Linked DNA regions of Homo sapiens: region 1 is linked to region 2. The links are chromatin loops, found by intact Hi-C in ENCODE. Cell type or tissue: endothelial cell of umbilical vein. All regions are shown on one strand.

The links. Hi-C counts contacts between places; a loop is a spot of excess contacts. Peaks named below come from ENCODE experiments on the same cell type or tissue, not always from the same donor. Only the 100,000 strongest peaks of a DNase experiment are listed, where the experiment ranks them.
Region 1: it touches region 2 in a loop (3-fold over the local background); 3 of 110 quality-filtered maps call a loop at or near these places.

The regions. Positions count from the first base shown.
Region 1 is chr5:115,975,903-115,980,902 of GRCh38, forward strand. The region is part of intron 1 of LVRN (laeverin); the gene reads left to right. Among named protein-coding and RNA genes, the nearest start is that of LVRN, 16 kb to the left of the region's middle. RefSeq lists an enhancer at 1,267-1,556. In endothelial cell of umbilical vein, no CTCF peak of the experiment used is centred here; a DNase peak (open chromatin) is centred at 2,259; H3K27ac peaks cover 1,645 bases.
Region 2 is chr5:116,029,996-116,034,995 of GRCh38, forward strand. ARL14EPL (ARF like GTPase 14 effector protein like) reads left to right here and starts at 2,477. Exons shown (of 4, transcript NM_001195581.2): 1 at 2,477-2,510. RefSeq lists an enhancer at 2,072-2,121. In endothelial cell of umbilical vein, a CTCF peak has its summit at 2,355 (motif pointing left); a DNase peak (open chromatin) is centred at 2,296; H3K27ac peaks cover 561 bases.

The sequences.
Region 1 (5,000 bases), 54 kb before region 2:
ACATTTATCTATTACTACTTTTGCTTTTGTTTGCATCGCCTTGCTGCCAAAAATGTTGACTAATGATTCCAGATGTCCTTTTCTTTATCTGGATTTTGATGTTTGTTGTGCTTTGGCTATCCTTTATTTTTGACCCACCGTGACTGATCACCACACCAACTAAGTCGTTCTTCAATCCGAAACAGAGCAGTGGCTCCCAGTGACTAGCGGCCACAGCCTCCGGGGTTTAGAGGGGTCTCTTCGGTCCCCACTTCTGCCACCCCTATATCCTTCACAACCTCTTTGATTCAGTTCCTCTGCCAGTCTCCTCTCTGGTGCTCAGGATACTGTTGAGCTTCGCCAGATAGCAATGACCCAGATAATGGCATTGGCTCCTACTTTTTGGTTAGATGAGAGTAAGTGCATCTGACCAGCTCTGCGCTACCTGACCATGCTGTTGTAGGACTGGTGTCAAGATTTATCTATTTTACTAATCTTCTTGTAGAACCAGTTTTTGGCTTCATTGATTTTCTCTATTGATTTTCTGTTTTTTATTTCACCGATTTATATTTTGATCTTTATTATCCACTTTCTTCTTACTTTGGGCTTTATTTTTACTTTTTCTATACTATGGTTGACACAAACTTATTACTTTAAGACCCTTTTATTTCTCATATAGGCATTTAATATTATAAATTTCCCACTAACTATTGCTTTAATGCCATGCCACAAATGATGTTATGTTGTTTTTATCTTTTTTTTGGAAGTTCAGAATACTTTCTAATTTCCATTTGGATTTTATCTTTGACTCCTGTGTTATTTAGAACTGCATTATTTGCTTTCCAAATGTTTCAGCATCTTCTCATTTTTTATTGAATGCCTGACATTTAAATTTTTATGTTGTTGGATGCTGGATTTGGTTATATTGCTTAGAGAATGCTGGCCCTTTTGGATAGTAACTGAAGTTACTTGGTGATCCTGTTGATCCTTGTTTGATTCTCTTGAGCCATGTTTTTAAGCTCTTTGAGAGTGACTCTAAAGAAGCCTTTACTCTAGGGCTACTTTAGGCCACTACTCAGGCATCACCCATCTAGTCTCCCTCTGTTGAATAATCTATATATTCTGAAGATTTCAATACTCTGGCTTGAGAAAATTCCAACAACTCCAAACAGTATGTGAACTCTGGGAAGTGTTCAGCGTACCCTTCCCTGGTACTTATTCTTTCCCCAGCAGCTTCTCTTTGCCTGACCTCATGATGATTACTATTTGTCCAAAGACTTGAGGGGAATCCTATACAGATTTCTGGAAGTCTTTCTTTGCATAGTTACCTCTTCTCTTATACTCTACTCGGCAAATTCTAGCTGTCTAGGTGTCCCTGAACTCTAACGTCTGTCTCTTCAACTCAGTGAGACCACCGAATTGTTTCAGTTTCCCTTTCCTGTGCTGCAGTTTAGAAACTGCTTCGAGGCAGAAAAACAGGGTAATTGTAGCATTTGCTTTGCTTGTTTCTCTTCTCTTGAGGATCACAGTCCTGTGCTTCTGGTTGTCTTATGTCTGAAATAGTTGTTTTATATATTTTGTCAGGTTTTAAAACTGTTTTCAGCAGAAGGCTGATTTGAGCCTATGTTACTCCCTGTGGTGGCAAACAGAAGTCTCATTATCTTTAGATTTGGGAATGCTATTAATTATAAAGTTAATCTCTAGTCGTCTTCATGACATCTCAGTTTAGTTTAGTTTTAGTATTTATTACGTTATGTACTTCAAAGCAGTCAGTGCATTGGAAAGGACCCCAGGCTTGGGACCTGGAGCCCTGATTCTGGTACCACTGTGCACTTGCTGGTCGTCTAATCAGTTGCATAAACTCCTGGGGAGTCAGTTTTCACATCTGTCAATTAAGATGGTGGGACTCTTTAAGGTCTCTTCACTTTTGTAATTTAATGAGAGAACTCATACACTCCCACTTTTGTTCAAAGATTCCCAGAATACTTCTTGCATTTTTGATTCTAGCATTCCCTTGATTAAAGAAAAGAAGGAACTGAAAGATATTTAAAGAAATGAAAATAGAAAGATCAAGATCAAATAAGGAAAGTGTGAAATAGTTGGTGAAAATTAGGATATTTTGGGGGGCCAAATAAAGGTGAAAGCAGCATGATTAAAATCAATGAATTTGTGCAGGTTTAGACAGAGTGAACAGAGAATAGAAACAGACTTTCTTGCAGTTGCTGTTTATGCTAGGAAATCTGGCATGGTGATTAGGGTATGACACACAAGAGAGAAATTTGAGCAGTATCAGGAAAAGAATTTGTAAGTCTCAAAACGAGGTCAGAGAACTTAAGTGCCAGACACATGATGCTGGTGTCACAGAGGAAAATGTCATTTCATTATCCTATAAAGGTGTCAAACCCATATATTTCATGTGGCTGAGCAGTCCTCTCTGGGAGATGGTTTTGCACAGCAAAGATTCAGATCCTGTGTCTTTTGAAAATACGTATAGCTAGCATATTGAAAAAGCATAGCTTACAGATTAGTAAAAACACAACTTCGTTTTTCCATTGTCCTTTTACAGTGGGAAATTTAGTCTGTGGGGTAACTTTTCTGCTCTGCATGAGGACCCCAGCAGCCTATAAGTTCCTGCTTATTCTTAAGTGACAGGTGATCTACAGTAACTAAGTCACAAGTAAGTTAGATGAGAAAATTAGAAAATCCAGTCCTGTGTAATATTCAAACCTTTGAACTTAATTTACTGTTAAACCTCTTTCTCTCCCACCTCCATTTTTCTCCCATCTTCCACTCCCTACTCTTGGGCTAGTTTTTAGGATGGAAGCCTGCATTAAGGTACAGGGTGGTAGTCCTTCTTCTTTTCTTTACCTCACGTTTCTACTCTTCTTTGCCTATCTTGATAGCTGCTATTTTGATTCCACGGGAGTCCATGGGGCTGGGGGTGACAGGGAGAGGTGACACATAGGACTTCTTACTTGAGCTGGCACTGTTGTCATTTGGTCTCATTCTGGTCTTACAGATGCATTTTCCCCTTGAGATGTCATTTTCCTGGATTCTTCAGTGTTTTTCCTCTTTTTTTCTACAATTTCCTTGACTCAGCAACTTCTATTTCTTTGTTCTGATAGTCATCATGACTTCTTCCTCAGCCCCTAGACACCAAGCAGCGTATCTCAAAGCTCCTCCAGCCTCCTCCAGGTGGCTCTACTGGACTAAATCAAGACAGTCCCCATATTGGCTCACTTTGTATGGTAGGGGACACAGCTCTTGCAAGGAATGCTCATGCTTCCCTGGCCTGGGACTGGCATGAGTCCCAAGGCAGCAGCACTCCAAAGAAGTCAGCCATTCTCATGCCTTTTAGATCCCCACCTGGTAGGAGTTAGACCTTGGCCATACCATCAATTTCATCTTTCTCAAAAGTGAGTTGGGCTTCTAAGCCTCTCAGCCTCAGGAAACACTTTCACTGCTCTCTGAGGGATTCTCTCCTCCAAGCCCATAGTTAGAAGGTTGCCCCTCCTCCCAACTCCCTGAGAGCGTGGAAAGCTTGGCAAAGTAATGCTTCCCCCTCCCCTCCATCAAGAGATAGCTTCTCCAATCTCTTTTGTCTCCATTCTCTGACCCTTCTTCTGGGGCCCTCATGTAGCTGAGAAGCCCAACAGGCATACCCAGGTTCTCAAGGCCATTTATTTTGAAAATCTTCATAACATGTTTTGGCACCTTTCTCTGGAATTTTATATCTATTATGTTTTGTTGCCTGGTGAAAACTTCAGTTTTCAGATTCTATTACACAAGTAATAAACAAACGTGATTCATAAGCCAACCCTTGAACCACAGTCCAGTAGTGTAACATCTGGCTCTACTAAACATTTTGATTTCTGAGTGTGTTATTGTGTAAAAAAACTGTGGGAGGACAACTTGCCTAAGAGTTTTATTTAATACTTGACCGGCTATGCTATTCAGCACTTGTTAAGTAGAGCTGTAGACATACAAAGTTCATAAAATAATTTGGAATGAAATAGCTTACTGAGTGGATGTAGTAGATTTTTGTTTATGTTGTAGTAGGTTTATTCTCCAAGGGTGTCATGTGGTTCTTGACCACAAAGAAAGCAGTGAGTCCATGATCCACTTCCAGCACAAGAAAACAGTGAGTCCATGATTCTCTTTCCAGACAAGAGGGCAGGAAAGTTGCTCTGCAATACTGACCCACAAGGAGACAAATTCTCCCAAATTAACTCCCTCACCAGCTGACCATTCTAAACACAGACTTAATGGACACCATAATAGCATGTTTCAGTGAGATTTGAAGGGAGGAGAGGGTGGTGGATGGTTCTATTTTCTGAAGTCAAAATATCGTTACAGGGTAGCTTGAGTCCAAAGCACAGAGAAAAGGGAAGGAAACACCACTGTGAGGTTCTCAGAGGTGGCATAACTAGATCATATGTGCTGCTGGTTAGACTTGACTTTTGCAGTTAAGGTTGAGAGCCAAAGGCTGTGTGTCGTAGGGATTTTCCCCTAACTTTTGGTTTGTTTGCATAAAACTAGGGAGGGAAATAGTTGAATTAAATTTGAGAGACTTTATTTTACTTATTTGGAGACCTGAATCATGGAATTGGAAGATGCTTGCTTGATGTTTGATTTGCTGAAGTGGTGACTCTTTAAGCTGGCGTCTCCACCTGCTTTTACACTCCAGGTTCACTTTTGGAACCTGTAAAATAAAAGTTTCCCACTTCCTTAAGGAGTATAATTTTCTCTCCGCTCCCCACCTTGCAGTCTCTTTGAGATTCATAAGCTTTGTGAGGTCATGGCAGCTGAGAACGTATGATCAAGCTTTACTTCCTATAGTTTCTGTTACAAAGACAATAGGCATTTGTTGGCTTTTAAAAAATACATGAGCATGTATTTTTTAATATGCCACCAGTTGTACAAAATATCCTATAATTTCAGAGGGCTCAAAGACCTCCTGAAGGCCATGCATGAACCTGGAAGGGGGTTGTTTCTCCCAACTTTAGATGACTCATGGGCTC
Region 2 (5,000 bases):
ATATGTGTAGATATATTTTGCTCTTTATCTGTATATACATAGATACAGATATATTTTTTTGCCATTACTTTTAGTGGCAAAAACCAGAATTACTTTTGCACCAACCTAATATAGCTATATCTACATCATCTCTATCTCTATTTATATAGAGATAGAGAAAGAGTAAAAGTAATGGCAAAACCTGCAATTACTTTTGCACCAACCTAATGGATTTAGACTCTAGCTTCCCTCCTGAGAGACAGTAGCAGCAGTAACACCTAGTTATGGACTGAATGTATCCCCCAACAATTCATATGTTGAAGCTCTAACCCCCAAGGTAATAGTATTTGGAGGTGAGGACTTTGGGAGGTATTTAGGTTTAGATGAGGTCTTAAGGTTGGAGCCCACATGATGTGATAAGTGCCCTTACAAGAAGAGGAAGAGACACCAGAGCATTCTCTCACCCTCCGTGTGCATGCACCAAAAATGGCATGTGAACACAGAGAGAGGAGGCGGCTGCCTACAAGCCAGGAGGAGTGCTCTCACCAGGAACCGAAGCTGTCGGCACCTTGATACTGGACCTTCCAGCCTCCAGAACTGTGAGAAATAAATGTCTACTGCTTAAACCACCCAGTCTATGGTATATTGTTATGGCAGCTCAAACTAAGACAACCCTAATAATGAGCACAGCTATTGCCCATATCTTGGCTTCTAGATGCCATTCTCCACTAAAGAACCCAAAGTTCCTTGAAGAAATGGCTGATTTCAGGGCCAGGACAGGAAGGGAAAGGGGCAATTAAAAGTGGAACATCTTTTGAAGCAAAAAGCAAGGAAGTACTAAAAAAATAATTGGGACATACCAAATGGGCACAAAAGCCAGCTTGAAGAGAACCCCACTGGCCAAATGTGGGAAAATTTGAGAATCATAATAATAAAGGCAATAAGGGAATAAAATAAGAAATCATGAGCTAAATAACAATTAAAATTTTGATGAGGAAGGGTATTTACATAATTTCAAAGTACTTTCCCACAAAGTACAGTTGAATAATGAAGGCAAAATGAGTAATTTACAGTGGAAAAGCCTGGCAGATGTCACCTTCATCAAGTGATGAATTCCAATGATATTCCATTGCAGTGGAATAAATAGAAATTTTATTCCATTTAATAAGATGAAATGACAAACTACATTGTTACTCTTGTTATACTTCTAACAAAACTGCATAACATGAATCTAATAATGAAGAAAAAACAAACTGAGGGACATGTCACAAAAATAATATCCAAGTCTCAAGGTCATGAAAGTCAAGGAAAGACAGAGGATCTGTTCTAGACTGAAGGAGCTTAGAGACATGACAACTGAATGTAGTGTGTGGTCCTGAACTGGTTCCTTTCGCCATAAAAGACTAACATTACTGGGACAATTGGCAAAACTTGGGTGGAGTCTGAAGATTAGATGCTATCATTGTTAATTTCTCAACTTTGATGGCTTGTTGTATTTATGTAGAAAATATTTTGGTTGTAAGAAATATACATGAAGGAGTGAAGCAGTAACCTATTGATTCAGGAAAAAAAATATTTTTATAGTAACTCCAGCTTTTCTGTAAGTTTCTGAATAAATTAAACTTAAGATAAATAAAGTTTATCATCTATTTGTTACTGGAACTGCAATGCACTTTCATTTCAAGTCACTTTTTTCTTTCAAATTTGGTAATGGCCACAGCCACAATCCTGAAGTTATCTACTAAGCATTTTAATAATTATGCCCAAGTTGGAAATTCAAGTTGTCCGAAAAGACTTAATTTCTTGTTTCAGTCAACGCTTCCCATCTTCAACCAGAGGAACTAAAAACTAAAAATTTTAAAATGTGTTACTCTAAATTAACAAAGCTATATAAATGAAAAATAAATGTAAGTCATTACACTTTTAAATAAAACTTGTTTGAAACTTTTATATAAAAGTCTGTAGTGTTTATACTTCTAAAAATATTAAATCTTACAATTTCACTAAGCCTTTTGGGAAGACTTTTACATATACATGGGTGAATCATGTAACTTGAAATTATTATGCTAACAACTTGACTTAGTCCATGTTACAGTTATAGCTAATAATATTTTACCATTTTGTATAATCAGTACACGTCTAGATGTATAGTAAAGTAGTCTTCCCTTAGCTGCAGTTTCATTTTCCACAGTTTCAGTTACTCGGGGTCAACTATAGTTCAAAAATATTACATCACTACCCTGTGTTTTGGGGCCACTATTAAGTACAATAAGGGTCACTTGAACACAAGCACTGCAATACTGCAACAGTTGCTCTAATCGCCAAGGTGACTACGTGGTGACTCATTGCCATCCAGTGGGCCGAAGCAGGAGGGCAAGAGATTTCATCGCACCACTCAGAACAGTGCACAGTTTGAAACTTAAGAGTTGTTTATTTCTGGAATTTTCCATCTACGTCACAATACCTGTGTTATTGCCCTCACTTCATCCCATCACGTAGCCATTTGACCATTTTACATCATCATAAGAAGCGTGAGTACAGTACAATAAGATATTTTGAAAGAGAAAGATACCATATTTGCATATTTTTAATTACAATGTATTGTTATAATTGTTCTATTTTATTGTTAGTTACTGTTGTTAATTTCTTACTGTGCCTAATTTATAAATTAACTTTATCTTAAGTACATATGTACAGGAAAAACCGTAGTGTATATAGAGTAGGATACTATCCATGGTTTCAGGCATCCACTGGGGACCTTGGAAGGTAGCATATAATTCCTGATACATAGCTGTGTATTCTGAGTTTTTTGTTGTGGTGGTTTTTGTTTTTGTTTTTTTGAAACAGGGTGTCAGTCTGTCAATGCAGGCTGGAGTGCAGTGCTGCCATCTCCGCTCGCCGCAGCCTCGACTTCCTGGGCTCAGGTGATTCTCCCACCTCAGCCTCCTGAGTAGCTGGGACTACAGGTGTGCACCACCATGCCTGGACAATTTTTTGTATTTTTAGTTGAGATGGGGTTTCACCATGTTGCCTGGGCTGGTCTTGAGCTCCTGGGCTCAAGTGATCCACCTGCCTCAGCCTGCCAAAGTGCTGGGATTCCAGGTGTGAGCCCCCACACCCGGCCTATAGCTATGTATTCTTAATTGTTACACTCTAGTAGAAGTGAAATAACAACTCTCTGCTAGGTACATATTACCACCTCCTTTTACTACAGGAAATCCCCGACTTACCGTGGTTTGAGTTACTATTTTCATACTTTCCAGTGGTGCAAAAGTGATACAAATTCAATAGTAACCATACTTTGAGTACCTACAGAGCTATTCTATTTTTTTCACTTTTAGTGTAGTATTCCATTAATTACATGAGATTTTCAACATTTTATTATAAAATAGGCTTTGTGTTAGATGATGTTGCCCAACTGGAGGCTAATGTAAGTGTTCTCAGAACATTTGAGGTAGACTATGCTAAGCTATGATGTTTGGTGCATTAAATGCATTTTCAACTTACTATAGGCTTATGGGGACATAACTTCATCATAAATTAAGATCACCTGTAATTTTTTCACTGAAGAAAATCTAACTAGATGAATAAAATTATCTTGATTTGGGTGGTACAACATGACTTCAAAATTCTAAATGGAATTTAGAGGCACAGAATGAAAAAATGAAAAATACAGGTAGATATTATCTACTCTATTTTAAAAATGTAGATCCTTGGATCAAGATTTTCAAAATAATAAGTTGCAGGCTTTTTAGTACAAACTCTTTCTACCCAAGCTATATTCTTAAAAGTATATTATAACTTATTTTGTTTGCTAAAAAGTTTGTTTCGTGAAAAAAAGGCTGTGTGTGTATTTAAAATAGAGTATATGTTTGTGGGAATAGTGTGTATGTGAACACTTGCCTGTCCTCAGCTGAACTGCGCTTTAATTATTTTGATTGCCATGGAAAAGAAATAGCACGATATAAAGGCTTCCTCACTTTCTTTGCTTTCTCTCACAAACAATGCCAAGCAATGAGATGAGGCTGTCACCTTCTCTGCTCTCAGGTTTCTACTGAAAGTGGACTATTTTGATGACGTGATGAGTCCTAGACTCTCAGGATTCACAGATACACATCAGAGGATTAAAGGGGCTCTAAGCATGGGGTTTGTGAGAGTTTTGGGTTTTCTATCCTCTGTGAAATGATCACCTTGTCTTTGAAAATAGTTCTTTAGTGTTAGCATGTCTTACTTGAGATCAACAAAGGCGGTTAGTCCCATCATTTCCTTTGGGTAGGGACAATCCTTAGTGATGCCAGGGCTCTCAGGGTTCATTTAGGAGATTGTCCTGAGAATGCCCCGTAACAGAGAATACCTATGGTTTCTTCCAGAAAGTGTTCCTTTGACTTGTCAATAGTGAGCAGGAGGCCTTTCTGATCACTTAGCACTAGAGGGTGGCCTCAGTATTTATGAACTCCTGTGAGAGGGCGGCAGGATGAAAGTACTAGTAGTAGCACTAGAAATGAAGTATTATTTATTTCTTCACAAGGTTGATGTTTTCCTTCACTTCCCCCAACACATACCCCCATTTTTAGAGAAATGTTACCTCCTTTTATAAATAAGTTCAGAGAGAAGTTTTGACCTGCTCAACTAGAAGTAGTACAACGAAGTAGGGAAGAGATGTGATCAGCAGGAAAATTCTTCTACCTGCTGAGTGTCTTCTGTGGGTGATATACCATTTGAGCTATGTGCTATATATGCCTTGTCTCAGCCTCAAAATACCCCTATGAGGCAGTGTGTCCAGTAGGCTTCAGTTAGAAAAACAGAAACCAGACTAATTTTGTTTGTTTGTTTTAGCAAAGAGATTTCAATGTTAAGGATTTGTTAAACAAGTATTAGAGAAGTGAAAAAACAAAAGAAGAACCCCAAGTTATAGCTCAGGAACTAGTTCTCAGTCTCAAAACGGGGGAATAATGGGCAAAGGTTAAAGTTACTAGAATGTAGAAGTTTGGATGAAGGAGTATAAGATTTTCATTTTGTTT